2 separate regions of the Homo sapiens genome follow, and region 2 is linked to region 1. Evidence: read pairs that join two places in POLR2A ChIA-PET (ENCODE). Cell type or tissue: GM12878. All regions are shown on one strand. Links, peaks and the distances in the headings refer to the core of each region. The heading gives the core; the rest is flanking DNA.

Region 1 (8,000 bases), core at 1-8,000:
TCTGAGAGACAGAGCAAGACTCTATCTCAACAACAAGAAGCAAGTATTTATATTTGGTTTTTGACAGCATAATAAGGACAGGCGTGGTGGGTCACGCCTGTAATTCCAGCACTTTGGGAGGCTGAGGCAGGCAGATCACCTGAGATCAGGAGTTTGAGACCAGCCTGGCCAACATGGTGAAACCTCGTCTTTACTAAAAATACAAAAATTAGCCAGATGTGGTGGCAGCTACCTGTAATCTCAGCTACTCGGGATGCTGAGGCAGGAGAACTGCTTGAACCCGGGAGGTGGAGGTAGCAGTGAGACAAATCGTGCCATTGCACTCCAGCCTAGGTGACAGAGCAAGACTCTATTTCAAAAAAAAAAAAAAAAAAAGAAAAGAAAAAAGCAAAAAAAAAAGCATAACAAAATTTGAGGATTATATGATTTGCCATCTTATTTTAGCTTGACACTGAAATGAAAATTTGAGTCCCACAGCACACATTAATGTGTGAAGAGAGAAGTGCTGTGGAGCTTGGCTAGAATTTAAAAACTGCCAACACATATTATACAAAATGCTTATAATACACAGAGAGTCACACAGTTAGGTAACTAAGAATCACCTCTAGTTCCTGATCACTTGGTACTGAATTAACCACTTACTCTAAAGATGCCAATCCAATCCTTTCGACGAGGGATGAAATGCTGGGTGAAGGTATAATGACATGTGACGTCCCCTCCAGGGATGTAGAACTTCTCCACACTGTTAAAGATGACCTGAGAGAAATGACAGTGATCCAGCAAGACAGCTGATGTGGGGGGATCTTTGATGGTCTCCTCCATGGTAGGGGTCCTGTTATGAAATGTGGAACAGAGTAAGGCTCAGAAAGCATTGTCTGAAATGTTGGTGATTTCTGGGCTTTCATCCAGGGAACATTCTGTGCAAAGCAAGTCAGGAAAAGCAAAATCCTGACAAATACTGAGATTACACAACTTGCTTTCTGTTTCACTTCGAGCCATCTCAGTCACAACTTCCTATGCTACGAGAATTTTCTGACAATATCTTTAACTTCTTCACCACAGGCACCACAACCCTCACATGAACAGAGGCTTATAGCTACTTTAGTTCCCCTTTCTCTAAATGACTTAAATAAGCAAGGCAGCCTAGATAAAATAGCCTGAGCTGGGAACTGTTAAATTCTAGATTTTTCATCCCAACAAGCCCTATGACTTTAGGAAAGTCCATCTCTCTGGATTTCATCTTCTATATTCAATCCCATTTATCCTATAATTATCAGGACCTTCCATACATAAGATACTCTGCTAGGACCTGGGGATGGGAATGAGAGAAAATTATTTGACATGCAGTAGTGACAAGCATGGGTTCTAAATTAGAATGGTGGCGTTCAAATTCCAGCTTCACCACCTATTAAATTTGTGGCATTGGGCAATTTATATAATCTGCTGGCTCTGTGCCTGTTTCCTTATCTGTAAATTGGGGCTAAAAATAACATCTACCCCATTTAGTTTTTTGTGAGGCATAAGTGAAATAATGTAAGATGTCCAGCCCTTAAATCAGTGTCTGCCATTGTAGGCACTTCACACAAAGTTGATGCATGTTGAATGACAAAGTACTTAGCACAGAGTCTGCATAAAGGGTTTAAGAGACGTTAGTTATAGTTAGTTATATAGTTATTACTGTTGTAGTTGTGGGTTTTTTTTTCCTGGTACAACCTTAAAAAGGGTCCCAATCCAATAGAGAGGATAGAGGAGTATACAAATGACTGCCAAATGAATCGAATAAGAAGTGCAAAATGCTCTCGGGTTCAAAACAGGGAGAGATGCAACTGGTTAGGAAAATAAAGAAAACTTCAAGGAATGAGAAGAATCTTAGATTAGCCCTCAAAGAGGATTAGGATTTCGACAAGTGAGTTTTTGAGTGAGGGCATTCTAGGTGAAGGAAACAGCATGAGTAACAACAAAGAAACAGAAAAATGCAACCCACATTTGGAAGACAGCAAACAAGTTTGGATCCCTAGCTATAAATGGGGATAATACACTGTGTTTCACCTTTCTAGGTTATAGTACAGATAAAATGTGATCAAGAATAGGAAAGTTGTGGCTGGGCACAGTGGCTCACACCTGTAATCCCAGCACTTTGGAAGGCAGAGGCGGGTGGATCTTTTGAGTCCAGGAGTTCATGACCAACCTGGGCAACATGGCAAAACCCCATCTCTACAGAAAACTACAAAAATTAGCTGGGCGTGGTGGTGCTCACCTGCAGTCCCAGCTACTCGGGAAGCTGAGATGGGAAGATGGCTTGAGCCTGGGAGGTCTAGGCTGCAGCGAGCCAAGATTGTGCCACTGCACCCCAGCCTGGGCAACAGAGCAAGCCCCTGCCTCAAAACAATAACAATGACAACAACAACAACAACGAAATAGGAAACTAGGGTAGTGCATGCCTGTAGTCCTAGCTGTTCAGGAGGCTGAGGTGAGAGGATTGCTTGAGCCAGGAGTTCAAGTCCAGCCTGGGCAATATAGTGAGACTGTCTCTATTAAAACAAACAAGCAAAAAAAGCCAGGCATGGTGGCTCACACCTGTAATCCCAGCACTTTGGGAAGCTGAGGCAGGTGGATCACCTGAGGTTAGGAATTCGAGACCAGCTTGACCAAGATGGAGAAACCCCATCTTTACTAAAAATACAAAATTAGCTGGGCGTGGTGGCACATGCCTGCAATCCCAGCTACTTGGGAGGCTGAGGCAGGAAAATTGCTTGAACCTGGGAGCGGAGGTCTCAGTGAGCCAAGATCATGCCACTGCACTCTAGCCTGGGCAAGAAGAGTGAAACTCCGTTTAAAAAAAAAAAAAAAAAAAAAAAAGCAAAGCAAAGCAAAGAAAAAAGGCCGGGCACTGTGGCTTACACCTGTAATCTCAACACTTTGGGAGGCTGAGGCAGGTGGATCACCTGAGGTCAGGAGTTCGAGACCAATCTGGCCAACATTGTGAAACCCTGTCTCTACTAAAAATACGAAAATTACCCGGGCACGATGGCAGGCACCTGTAATCCCAGCTACTCAGGAGGCTGAGGCAGGAGAACCGCTTGAACCCAGGAGGCAGAGGTTGCAGTGAGCCAAGATCATGCCACTGCACTCCAGCCTGGGGGACAGAGTGAGACTGTCAAAAAAAAAAAAAAAAAGAGAAACCATTTTGGAGTCAAAAACAGTACATAAAGGAAACAAAGTGGGCCGGGCACAGTGGCTCATGCCTGTAATCCCAGCACTTTGGGAGGCAGAGGTGGGTGGATCATGATGTCAGGAGATTGAGACCATCCTGGCTAACATGGTGAAACCCCGTCTCTACTAAAAACACAAAAAATTAGCCGGGCGTGGTGGCGGGTGCCTGTAGTCCCAGCTACTCAGGAGGCTGAGGCAGGAGAATGGCAGGAACCCGGGAGGCCGAGTTTGCAGTGAGCCAAGATTGCCAGATTGCGCCACTGCACTCCAGCCTGGGACACAGAGTGAGACTCCGTCTCAAAAAAAAAAAAGAAACAAAGTGATTTTAATTGTTGACACCTAATACTTCCTGCCCCTTAAACAAATCACATGCACTGTTTTCTAAATGACTAGCTGGTCTAACATTTAGTGAGTCCGTAATTCTCAATTTAGGGTTTTACTAGGACATGAAAAAAATATTTCAGTTGTACACAGAAGATGAAGAAAGAGCTATACACATGCAAATACTATATAATATCTTACAAATTCAGCTATTGGTATATGCTGGAAGATTGTGTACACATACAGGCACACATGTAATTGTTATATATATATATATTTTTTAAGACAGAGTCTCGCTTTGTCCCCCAGGCTGGAGTGCAGTGGCGCGATCTCGGCTCACTGCAACCTCTGCCTCCCAGGTTCATGCCATTCTCCTGCCTCGGCCTCCCGAGTAGCTGGCACTACAGACGCCTGCCACCATGCCCGGCCAGTTTTTTGAATTTTTAGTAGACACAGGGTTTCACCGTGTTAGAAAGGATGGTCTCGATCTCCTAACCTCGTGATGAGCCCACCTCGGCCTCCCAAAGTGCTAGGATTACAGACATTAAGGGAGGAGACCACCCCTCATGTTGTCTTATGCCCAATTTCTGTCTCCAAAGAAAAAAAAAGTAAAAACTAAAAGGCAGAAATGAAATCCACAAGCAGACAGCCCGGCGCCACACCCTGGGCCTGGTAGTTAAAGATCGACCCCTGACCTAATTGGTTATGTTATCTATAGATTACAGACATTGTATAGAAAAGCACTGTGAAAATCCCTATCCTGTTTTGTGACGATCTAATTACCGACACATGCAGCCCCCAGTCATGTACCCCCTGCTTGCTCAATTGATCACGACCCTCTCACGCATACCCCCTTAGAGTTGTTAGCCCTTAAAAGGGACAGGAATTGCTCACTCGGGGAGCTCAGCTCTTGAGACAGGAGTCTTGCTGATGCCCCCGGCCTAATAAACCCCATCCTTCGTTAACTCGGTGTCTGAGGAGTTTTGTCTGTGGCTCTTCCTGCTTCAATGTAAGCCACCGCGCCCGGCTGGCACACATATAATTTTTAAAAATAAATAAGTACAATAACCAAAAAAACAAGACCTCCCAAACAACCATAATACTTATTCTAGCCCCATCCTATCTATTTACTGGTTTTACTTTGAAGTCTAAGCAACCAGGCCTGCTCTTCCAACTCCCCAGAAGTCAGTTTTTTCATAAAGAAGGCAACAGGACTTTGGAGCACTAAACTGTCTATTCTTGAAATTGAGTTAAGGAACTAAAAAATGCATTGACTTTCTGGTTTGTGACACAGTTTAGCCACATCCTCAACCTCAAACCTCAAAAGTTTTTCTTTCCATTTTTTTTTTTTAGACAGAGTTTCGCTCTGTTCCCCAGGCTGGAGTGCAGTGGCGGTATCTCAGCTCACTGCAACCTCCGCCTCTGGGGTTCAAGCAATTCTCCTGCTTCAGCCTCCTGAGTAACTGGGACTACAGGTGCACGCCACCATGCCCAGCTAATTTTTTGTATTTTTAGTACAGAGGGGGTTTCACCATGTTGGCCAGGCTGGTCTTGAACTCCTGACCTCAGGTGATCCACCCACCTCAGCCTCCCAAAGTGCTGGGATTACAGGCATGAGCCACCATGCCCGGCTCAAAAGAGTTTTTCAACGGTGGGGGAATGTTCACATTCCAGTCTAGGTCAAGATTTTTCCCTATAATAAACTGTTACCTGTGTACAATGAGGGTTTCTCTTGGATGCTATGAGAGAGTGGGCAGGGAGGTTTCTCAGCTTGCAGACCCTTTATTTCCAAGTGGTCTACCGTCATATGGAGGCCAGCATATCCCTCTGTCCTAAGCCTGGAGCACCAATTTATCTGTGCGTGTAAAATTACTTAACTTGTCCTTTGCGGATCATGAAGAACACTCAGATAAGAGTGTTCTGAGTGTTCTTCTGAGTGCTGCGTGTGGTAGCTCATGCCTGTAATCCCAGCACTGGGAGGCCAAGGCAGGCAGATCACCTGAGGTCAGGAGTTCAAGAGCAGGCTGGCTAACATGGTGAAACCCCATTTCTACTAAAAATACAAAAAATTAGCTGGGTGTGGTGGCATGCATCTGTAATTCCAGCTACTCAGAAGGCTGAGGCAGAATAGCTTGAACCTGGGAGGCGGAGGTTGCAGTGAGCTGAGATCGCACCACTGCACTCCAGCTTGGGCAATAAGAGCAAAACTCTATCTCCAAAAAAAAAAAAAAAAAAAAGAGTGACTTCCGGGACTGCCCCTCATACGCTGGCCTCCATATGTCAGTAGACCACTTGGAAATAAAGGGTCTGCAAGCTGAGAAACCTCCCTGCCCATTCTCCCATAGCATCCAAGAGAAACCCTCATTGTACACAGGTACCAAGTACCTTATCCCCATTTCTTTTCCTTCACAACACTATCACCATTGTATACATAACACAATGCCTAAGGTGTAGTAATCACTGATTAAGTATTTGTTGGATAAATGAACTAACAAGATATGCACATCATTCATCAAAAAGTAAAAAAGGAAGGGGCTTTGTAGGTAAACAATGGTAAGGGTGACTCTGGGGCTAAGAGTGTGTATGTTTTATTTTTTTAAGCCCTCTTAATTTGTTGTTGACCCTTGGAGAAACTGCTGTTTCTCAGCTTTCTCTTTTCTAAAATAGGGTGAGGAGATGATAATCTCCAAGTGCTAAGTCACTTCTTGGTATGGCTGGTTCAGCTGGCATGGCTGGTTCAAGTGGCATGGTGCCAAAAAACCAAAAGGAACAGATTTGATTTCCTTAAGAACCCATCAAATTCACACTCCATTACCTACCTTACACACACTCAAACTCTGGCAAGCTGTTGTGAAAATGGATGCTACTCTGAAAGGCAAGACCAGCTAAGGGCATGGGGTAGCTTGGTATAGTTTCTCTTTCATTACCAGAAAAACAACCAATCTGGCCGTGTGCCGTGGCTCACACCTGTAATCCCAGAACTTTGGGAGGCTGAGGTGGGTGGATCACTTGAGGTAAGGAGTTCGAGGCCAGCCTAGCCAACATGGTGAAACCCTGTCTCTACTAAAAATACAAAAAATTAGCCGGGCGTGGTGGTAGGCGCCTGTAATCCAAGCTACTCAGGAGGCTGAGGCAAGAGAATCGCTTGAACCCAGGAGGCGGAGGTTGCAGTGAGCCGAGATTATGCCATTGCACTCCAGCCTGGGCAACAAGAGCAAAAAACTCTGTCTCAAAAAAAAAGAAAAGAAAAGAAAAGAAAAGAAAAGAAAAGAAAAACAACCAATCTAAGTTAGCTCATAAGCAGAACGCTTAAGAAAGGACAGCACATATATAGACAACACGAAAGAGCTCATGTTCTGAGGCTTGAGTGTATAGTCAAAGGAAATTCTAGCTATTTTCATTCACCTGAAAACCTAATAATCTGTCTGGAAAAGTGAACAGCTTTGGTTCCTTGCTTATCAAAAATGCAAAAGACCCCATGGAGTTTCCCATTTCAGAAATCTCATCACCTTCCCAGAAGGGACTCAGAGGGCATCCAATGGCATGTGAGGTATTGAGAACTCAATCATTCTTGAAATAAGGTTAAAATTCTCCTCTGCCAAGGCTGGGGAAGGGTTTGAGGAGGCAAGTAGATGAGAACAGCAGTGGCTTCTCTTCTCTCCTTTTTACCAAGCTGTGGACACAAAGGGCCATGAGTAAACTAGAACATAACCATGCCAACCCGAACTTGGTCAGTGAGGAAGTATTCCAGCTTTTCCTGGAGGGAGGGCATCTACTGAGTTTTCAGGTCAGTAATCTTTAGTCTTCCCTTCCTCCCAGTGATAAAATTCCTGGGAGAAATGGGCTCCAACAATGGCTTGGGAAATTACCTTTCTGACAAAGTAGTCTAGAAATGAGTATTTGTGGACAGGGGAGGGAAGATATGTAAAGAGAATTATTTTTTTTGCGGGGGGGCAGGGTCTCACTCTGTCACCCAGGCTGGAGTACAGTGGCACAGCCATGGCTCACTGCAGCCTCAACCTCCCAGGCTCAAGTGACCCTCCACCTCAACCTCCCAAGTAGCTGGAACTATAGGTATGCGCCACCATGCCCACCTAATGTTTGTATTTTTGTAGGGATAGGGTCTCCCTATGTTGCCCAGGCTGGTCTTGAATTCCTGGACTCAAGCAATCCTCCCGCATTGGCCTCCCAAAGTGCTGGGATTACAGGCGTGAGTCACTACACCTGGCCCATGAAAATTAAAATGACTTAAGCATCAACTTCCCCTCCTTTAACCACCTTTCCCACTATAGAACCTGTCTACCATCCATTTCTAACTTGGCAGCAATTCATAGAGGTAAAGAAAAGAGAAGAAATATAAGAGCAAAAGTTAAATTTAGAAGCCCAGAGAACTGCTGAGTTATGAAAAATTAGTGGGACGAGCTAGGTCCCCTAGAAATTATAAAGTGGTATTTTACCTAATTCCT
Region 2 (9,064 bases), core at 1-8,000, 340 kb after region 1:
ATTCACCTATAGTCTCCTCTTGCAGCTTTAAATTCTGTATCTGAGACTTACCTCCAAATTCTTTTTGAAAGGGTGATTTGGCTTGTGTTCACAACAGCTGCTTTTTCAAAATATAATTTTCAGGTCTTGCCCACTGGCTCTGCAGTTCTCACTCTGAACCTTCACGGAGATATAGGACTGGAGACTTTTGACATGATTTGACATTTTCCAGGCCTTGACATTGAACAAGGACATGTGGTATGAGAAGTGACTCTCCTGGACCAACAGGATGTGCATACTAGGTTGGAGCAGGATGAGTCATCCATTCTGTCTGGCCCAGTTGCCTTAGTGACCACATTTGCAATGTGACAAGAGAAGCTCAATGGTGCAACCTAAAATTGAAGAGTTGGGTTTTCTCTTTTTTTTTTGGCATGACCTAATACTTAACAATAACCTCAATAAATGTTTGTTGAGCCACACCTGGTGCTGTACACAGTGGCAGGTGTTTACATAGTGCTTCCTTTTTGAGCCTCTTTCACAGACATCTCACTGCCTGTACACTTTTTGTATGTGTAGCCAGTGTTATCAATTTTATTTTACAGATGAAAGATCTTCATTTTACTGAGGATCAAAAGAATTAAGTGACCTGCCCAAGGTCATACATTTAATCAAAGGTGAAACACATTTTCAGACTCTAAATCCCGAATTCCCTCTCCTATAAGAAAATACCTACCCTTGTGACCAAAATAACTAGATTAAAATGGACTAGATCCATCTAGAGCAGTTTGCATGATATAAAAGTGGCCTTGATTGATAATTGTTGAAGCTGGGTGTTGTTGGGTATATGGAAGTTCATTATATTCTTTTATTTATGTATATGTTTGAATTTTTCTGTAATAAACTTTTTTCAAAAAAGAATAAATCTGTTTTCTGTGCTGAAATCTGCCCCTTTGAAACTTTCTTCCATAAATCCTGTCTCCAAGTTTTATTTTAATGGTTGAGTCTCATTACTGACAATGATGGCCATTAACTGAGAGTTTAGTGTATCAGGTGCTCTGATAAGTGCTTTCTTCACATGTCTTAGTGTTTAACCCTCACAACCAGCCTGTGACTTAGGTACTAGTATCCTTGTTCTACAGATAAGGAAACTGAAGCTCAGAGGGGTCACATAACATGCCCAAGATCACACCCTTAGTAAATATCAGAGCTGAGACTTGAACTCAGGTGTGTCCAGTCCCAAAGCATCCTCCGCCCCTTTTTTTTTTTTGTGAGACAGAGTCTTGCTCTGTCACCCAGACTGGAGTGTAGTGGTGTGATCTTGGCTCACTGCAACCTCTGCCTCCTGGGTTCACGTGATTCTCATGTCTCAGCCTCCCAAGTAGCTGGGATTATAGGCATGTGTCACCATGCCTGGATAATTTTTGTATTTTGGGTAGAGACGGGGTTTTGCCATATTGGCCAGGTTTGTCTCGAACTGCTGGCCTCAAGTGATCCACCCCCTCTTGGCCTCCCAAAGTGCTGGGATTACAGGTGTGAGCCACCGTGCCCAACCCAAAGTCTCATCTTTAACTATTTCCACTGCTTCACTTCCTTACAACCAGAGGGGAACATCTTTCTCTTGGAGGCAATACTGTTTGAAATGTGCTTTCATTTGCCTATCTTACAAGAAACTTGAAACACGGAATTGGAGACATTTTCATCCCCCCTGCTGGAAAAATAAGAATTGTAAACAGAATAGCTCTTTCATTCAGCCAGGCTTGTCTGTCCCCAGCTCCCTGAGGGGATTCAAGCACTTAACTTTGTTTTGTAATCTCAGGTTGAGGAACCTGGCATCCATCTACCACCTGAGCACAGGGGTCATGGTAATTTTTTCAGCTCCTGCAAGCGAAACCTCTGTCAAAGGAGTAGGGGAGGCAGGTGGAGTGGGGTGGGGAGAAGAGAACTACCTTTGAAAGGGATTTAGGTTCCATTTCTCTTCATGGATTTATAGAGCACTAACTTTTGGTGGGCAACCTCTTTGCCCTTAATTGGCCCTAACCTGGCCAAGGTGAAAGGACACCAAAAATTTGAGGTGGGAGCTAGGATGCCCCCACCTTAAGTCCTGCATGATTGCAGCCAAGCCCAGCACTGGCTAGGTCTCTCCCTTCTGTAGCAGCAGCCTTCTCAAACTAGTGGGAAGAGCTTTGGGCTGTTATCTGATGCAGTATCAAATATTTAGCTGGAGAACTTTCAGAGTGCTTCAGGGACGCAGGGAACTGTTTAGATATCAGATTCTCTCCTGCCAGGTCAGGCAAACCCCCTGGTGACGAATGGCTGTGTTTCCTCAAGCATCCTTCCCAGCAGTGAGCTATCTTGTGCGCCCTTTAACTCTCTGTCCAGCTGAGAGGCCCCAGGCCTGCAGAAGCTGTTCTTCTAATCCTCATCTCAGGCTCAAGCTGCTGCAGTGGGCGATGGAAGATTGTTTACAGAAGATGAAGGCTCACTGCCTCGCACCTGGTTTCTGTCTGGCCCACACTGATGGGGATGAAGGATACTTCATTTATCTCAGCCTCTCTTCTCAGGCAGCTCCTGCTGTCATGGCAAGCTTGGGCCAGTGTTTCATTCCCTGATAAGCAGCTTTCTAAAGAGCCGGGGAGAGCCACTTACGGGCTTTACATACCTCTCTTGAGCCCCCATCCCAGTTACCAGGGGCAGCAGGGCTGGATGGGGTGAGGGCTGCTGAGGTTTTATATCAAGGGGTCAAGTGAGACTTGCTTTCCAGCTATCTGGTGTGCAGGGTGTTTCGCTCTTTCTCTATTTACAGATTTTGGAAACAGGTAGTCAAATAATTCATCTGTCCTTCTTGCCTTTGGAGAATTAAGAGAGAAGGGGTGTCTGCTTGGCAGAGGGCATCAGAGACAAACCTTGTTTTATGATGGAGGGGGACGGATAGACGAAGAGAAAGGCCCACTGGGACAGAAGTAGCATTCTAGAAGGATGCACTTGGAAGTGGAGAGTGAGGAAGCCCCCTCCCTAAAAGCCTCTAAAGATAAAGTTAATGATAACAACATTTATGGGGTGCTTACCATGCACCCAAGCCCTGTGCTAAGAACTTGATCTCATTTAATCCCAAGAAATAAATACTCTTATTATATCCATTTAACAGATGAGGAAATAGAGGCTTAGAGGGATTAAGTATACAGCTTGTAAGATGACAAGCTGAAATGTAAACGTGGAATAGCCTGGCTCCAGGGCCCCAAACCCTTAACAACTGTGCTCTAGTAGAGAGACATACCATGGGCAGCTGAGTCTGAGGGTACAGAGTTCTGTGGACTCCGGTTTGAGTTTAGAGTTGCTCAGCGGACCGAGTGTCAAACTGTCCCTAGCCCTTTCCTTATGCAGTCTCACAACATCAAATCCTGCTACTTACAGAGGTCCAGGATCCTGACACATCCACTCCTCCCCTTTCTACCCCTTGAGAGGCAAGCAGTTATGAACTTGAGGCAAGGAACAATTGCCCTCTGAGGGAGGCTTCTTCAGTTTCTTCTAAAATTTCCTTGTTGAGTTAGCAACAATAAATGTTTTCCACATGTCCAGCCACGCTGGGCATGGTGGCTCATGCCTGTAATCCCAGCACTTTGGGAGGCCAAGGTGAGAGGATTGCTTGAGCCCAGGAGTTCTAGACCAGCCTGGGCAACATAGTGAGATCTCGTTTCTACAAAATAAACAAACAAAACCCAAACACTTCCAGCCAAGAAACTCAAAAAGTGGCACAGCGACCCCCTTCACAGTCTTACTCTTCCTAGGTCTTTGCCAGTGCAGGCTTTGAGCCCAGCCACCTTCTGGCCAAACTGTTCACTCTCCCTCAGCCACAAGTCTACCCTCCAATGTAGGCATGCACTGTGGCTGGTTTCTCTCCTGGGGGAAAAGAGGGCTGTGGGGGCTTACAGACCAGTGTGAGATCTCTACCTGCTTTTGCTTGATGACATCCTGGGTGCTTGAACCTGGAGTGAGGCAGCAACTCTAAGGGGTCATGGATCAAGCAGATAGCAAAGGGTAAGTGTGAATTGGACCCTCAGAGAAGCTGAATTTGGAGATGGGCTTTGAGGGTTTGGGGCTGACAGCTTTTGGAGTTTTGAAGAGGCAGATTTCCATTAAAAAAACATTTCTCCTTTACTTGGCTAAATCCACTTGCTGTCTCCCACCTTCCTGGGAAAAGTCAATAACCCTTTGGAAATGAATTCCAATAGTAGATATGGTGGTGGTACTCTTCCAATAGAGTAGGAAGTTGATCATCTCTGTTATTGGAGTCTACTCCAAATAGTTGAATGATGCACTGATGCTCTAGGAAGGTGCCACCTCCCTCCTGAGACAGGTGTCTTAAGTTGTTTGGATAAGTCACTGACCTGTCCTGAACTGAAGGAATACTGAGCCTGGCCAGAGAATGGATCTTTCCCCTGTTCACAGGCTGGGCCTTTAAGCCCAGGCAGACACACCTGTTGTGCTGATGATCTTGGAGAACCAGGCAAGAGAGCATGGATGGCACAGTGTGATACATCCTGACCATCTGACTATCCTGCGGAGCGGTCTGGAACATCTTCATTTTTAAAGCTGGTTGTGATCATGAGAACGGCATGAAGAAGGACTGAAGACCTCACTTCAGGGCCCAGGAAGGACTGGTCCAGGACTCAGGAGGTGTGTGTTGTATTCTTGACGCTTTCACTGAGTTGCTGTGGGATATTAAGAAAGTCTTACCATCCCTGGGCCTCCCCTTCTGGAATACAGAAGTTCATCCCATTCCCCATCGTGAGAATGTGACATGGACAAGGACAAATGGCATCACTTAAAATACATGTCACCTACATTCAAGGCAAGGCGGCTTTGATAAAGGTAAGTCCATGTCTCTTCTCTCCACCTCCTCCACTGAGCTCTAGGCTGCTTCTTTCTGGGAGCAGTCAAATCAGTTCAGAGGACCTCACTGTCTGCAGGGCAGAAAGCATTGACAGGAGGGCTTCTAGCTTCTTTCCTACAATTGCAGCTCCTATCTGACCCCTTGAGGACAGATAGTTGGAGACAAGGGGAGATTGAGGTTGGGGGAGAGAGAGGACGCTCTGTTTTACACCCTTCCAACCTGACGCCACCAGGGCTGGGATGGTGACAGGCCCTGGACTCAGCGTTCAGAGCAGCTGACTCCGTGGACAAGAAGCAGATAAACTGCACCAGGTCTCTTAATGAACCCAGCGCCAGCTTCAGATAAACTGTCGCCACTTACTCCTCCCCGCCCTCCTTCAGGAAAGACTCCGCTTTGCATCAGCTATGGGCTTGGAGCAGAAGCTGAGATCTCAGTGCTGGCTGCTCTCCAGGGAAGTTCTGGAGGGAGCAGAGACTTCAGGGAACTCTGATGAGAACCTTGATTCCTCTTAACTCCAGCTGAACCCAAGTCTCCAGGACCAATGACAAGCAGAAAACTCACAACTGTCTGAAAAACACAGGTAAAAACCACTAGGGCATGTTAACTTAAAAAAAAACTATGTGTTTTATTTACTTTCTTGCTTTTTACTACTTTTCTTCACTTCATATTGCCTTTGACTCACACATTCTTTCCATCCACACGAGCGGTATGTACATTACAAGCAGGCAAATTCTACTTAGCAAAGTGGAGAGCCCCATCCCAGATCAGCAGGACAATGGCAAAGATAAGACCAAAATCTGAGAATCCTGCCTCCCATCCAGGGATGTTGCATTATAGTATTTCCCCCTCCCGTTTATCTCAATAATTGCCTTAATTATATGTTTTGTCTTGGCCCTTGGAGGCCTGGCCATGCAGGCTCTAAGGAATGGATCATCTCTTTGCAGGCGACTGGGACAAACAGATTTAAGCTCATTTCTTCTAGGTTGTACATTGTTAGGATAATCCCATGAGTTCATAAGAGTTATACAAATGTTAACTAATTAATATTCCTATGGGTGTGAGTAAGTCGTCATTTGTATTCGGGAAGTGAAGAAACCTGTTCTGAAGGCATTTGGGAAAGAGGAAGATGTTTCAGTGCCCAGAAGCAGGTTGAAGTGACCTCAAAATTGTCTTCAAACACTTGGAGAAGGCCCAGGGCAGGGGAGGATTTGCAGTCTCCACCCTCAAGCATATCTGTTCTAACAGTTTTAAGATTCCAAGGGAATGTGGCAGGAGACAGTTACAGTGGGATGGATATGATCTGGCAGGATCAAAGCCTGTCTGATCTTTATCTCAATGTTTTACATCCAGGGTAAATGTTTTTAACTGAAAGAGATAGGAAAAATTTTTGACCTAGCTGCTGTGTTTGGATAGATTGGTATTATTCTCTAATGGTTTCACCTAAATAAGCAAATACCATGACATAAATTTCTTCTGTTGACCACACTGGCTGTTTAACACAGCTCTAGTGACTTCATGGGGCTGAATGAGTTTTCGATGTTTACTTAGCTGGTGGGCCTAATCAGTGTCATCATCTTTTTCATATGACCAGTGAACAGTCCATAGCTTGCTACTCAAAGCGTGATCCACAGGCCATCCTTAGCAGCATCTCCTGGGAGCTTGTTAGGCCTGCACGCTGGGCTTGGTGGCTCATGCCTGTAATCCCATCACTTTGGGAGGCTGAGCGGGGAGGATCACTTGAGCCCAGGAATTCAAGACCAGCCTTGGCAACATAGCAAGACCTCATCTCTACAAATAATAATTTAAAAATATTAGCTGGATGTGGTGGCACAGGCCTGTAGTCCTAGCTACTCTGGAGGTTGAGGCAGGAAGATTGCTTGAGCCTAGGATGTCGAGACTGCGATGAACTGTGATCGCACCACTACACTCCAGCCTGGGCAACATAATGAGACTTCATCTCAAAAAAACAAACAAACAAAAAAGAAGTGCAGAATCTCAGATCCACCCAGACTTACTGACTCACAGTCTGCAATTTAACAACATCCCCTGATGATTCATATGTACATTAAATTTGGGAATCACTGGTCCATATTACATTATCTCACTTGATTCTTCTACCTATGAGGTAGACAGGGCACTTTTTTTTTTTTTTTTAGGTGGAGTCTTGTTCTGTTGCCCAGGCTGGAGTGCAGTGGCATGATCTTGGCTCACTGCAACCTCTACCCACCCAGGTTCAAGCAATTCTCCTGCCTCAGCCTCCCAAGTAGCTGAGATTACAGGTGCCTGCCACCATGCCTGGCTAATTTTTGTATTCTTAGTGGAGACAGGGTTTTACCATGTTGGCCAGGCTGTTCTCACACTCCTGACCTCAAGTGATCCGGACAGGGCAAGTATTTTTATTTCGAATTCATATAATTGGAAACCAAGGCTCGGAGGTCAGGCGACTTGCCCATGCTCACACAACTAAACGGAGAGGTTGGAATCTGAGCCTAGCTCTTTTGACTCCAGATGCCAAGCTCTGCCTACTATGCCATTATTCAGAAGTGGAGACAAAGTAGCTGACTTGATGCAAATGTGTTATCCTGAGACATGACCTCTTTGTGCTGCTGATTGTGTTTCTCACCTGAAGTAGTGTTAAGAAGCTTTCTGAAAGAGGATAAGCTATAATGATGAATTCAGTTCTCCCTTCAGTCCTTTTTTTTCCCCCAGCCACCTAACAGCATCTCTAACCCTGGCCAAATACTACACAAGCACGGGCTGTTAGCAATAATTGCCAGCACCTGTCACAGTGCCTGGCATTTAGTAGGCACTCAACACATGTTTGTTGAGCCAAATAGAATTACCTAGCATTAGCAAAAGCTCTCAGTCTGATTACCAAGGCACACTGGTAAAGAAGCGTTCTGGGTCTTCGTGACTTCTCTCTCTAGTCCTGCAGAAACATTGAAATTACAGGTCCTCCAGACAAGAATTAGTGACACCATCTTTTTAACTCGAAGGACAGATTTTCAAAACAAATTCTATTGTCTCTGTCTCTCTGTGTCCTGAGCAGGGCTCAAGCCAACAGCTGCAAAAGCCTGAAGTTGATGAGTGTGGAATTTACATGCTTACACTGGAAAACAGGCTCTGCTGCATTTTCTTTGACTGGAAGCAGGAAGTGTGGGAAAAGTCAAGCGCATTGACTGAATCCAGTTTGGAGCCAGGGGTCAGCAGAAGGAGATTGTTGGGTGGCAGTAACTGTGGACTGCCTGTTAACATCCGCTAATGTTTGGGGTTCTCTCTGAGATTTTTGATGGGAAAAACCTGAAGTTAACCAGGCAGGGGATCTCAGTGCATCAAACGGACACAGGGCTGAATGGGAAATGCCTAGTTTTCTTTGCTCCCTTCCCCAAGAGGGCAGAAATGAAGGAAAGTTCTGAGGAGAGTTGAATTATTATGCTGCAAGAAGTTTTCTGAAGATCTGCGTTATGAAGATGGATCCCATTAGTAAATTTGACAGCTATTCCACTCCTCCTTGCATTTTAGCATCTCAAGCCAAAATATAAATGAAAGGAATACACTATATCTCAAAGGAAGCTATCAATCCTTACCCTCCCTGAGTGGGCACAATTTGGGGGTTCTTCTACTTAGGTTGGGCTGGTTTTGCTGCTTTACCCACATACTCTCATCCAACACTCTTTGTGTCTGGTGAAGTCTGTGAGCCATCAGACAGAGAAGTCTATAATTTTATCTTCCTTTGTGCGCATCAGACCCTACGCTGCAGAGTGAGGGAAGCCTATGTGCAACAAGACACAATGTGGCCTTTGATCATATGAAGATTGGAGAGGCTTGGTTCATCCTTGCCCAGCTTCTTTGGAAATCAGCACAATGACATTTTCCCTTCTATATAGTGATCTGGGTAGGCAGGGATAATACAATATAATATAGTATAGTATAATATAGTATAATATAAATGACTTTTTTCCTTCTATATAATGATCTGGGCAGGCAGGGATTCAAGTCTTCTGATATGGGTGGGAGAAAGCCCTCCCTTTGTCCTTACCCTGCTCAACTTGTTTTGGCCAGGAAATCTAGCCTTGGGATTTTCTAAGAGTTAGATCAGAAAGGAAGAGAGTACTAGGCTGGGAGTAGTGGCTTACGTCTGAGACATACTAGGCAGGAAGTGGTGGCTTATGCCTGTAATCCAAGCACTTTGGG

Evidence for each region. Peaks named below come from ENCODE experiments on the same cell type or tissue, not always from the same donor. Only the 100,000 strongest peaks of a DNase experiment are listed, where the experiment ranks them.
Region 2: POLR2A ChIA-PET joins it to region 1 with 5 read pairs; 2 of 35 experiments call an interaction of 5 or more read pairs at or near these places.

What each region holds. Positions count from the first base shown.
Region 1 is chr17:48,834,530-48,842,529 of GRCh38, reverse strand. It overlaps CALCOCO2 (calcium binding and coiled-coil domain 2), which reads right to left. Exons shown (of 13, transcript NM_005831.5): 2 at 643-832. The coding sequence starts at 822. Among named protein-coding and RNA genes, the nearest start is that of CALCOCO2, 7.5 kb to the right of the region's middle. RefSeq lists an enhancer at 701-890. In GM12878, for the core only: no CTCF peak of the experiment used is centred there; DNase peaks (open chromatin) are centred at 969, 4,799 and 7,384; H3K4me3 peaks cover 4,435 bases; H3K27ac peaks cover 4,663 bases.
Region 2 is chr17:48,497,251-48,506,314 of GRCh38, reverse strand. No RefSeq gene overlaps it. Among named protein-coding and RNA genes, the nearest start is that of HOXB1, 29 kb to the left of the region's middle. In GM12878, for the core only: a CTCF peak has its summit at 5,014; a DNase peak (open chromatin) is centred at 294.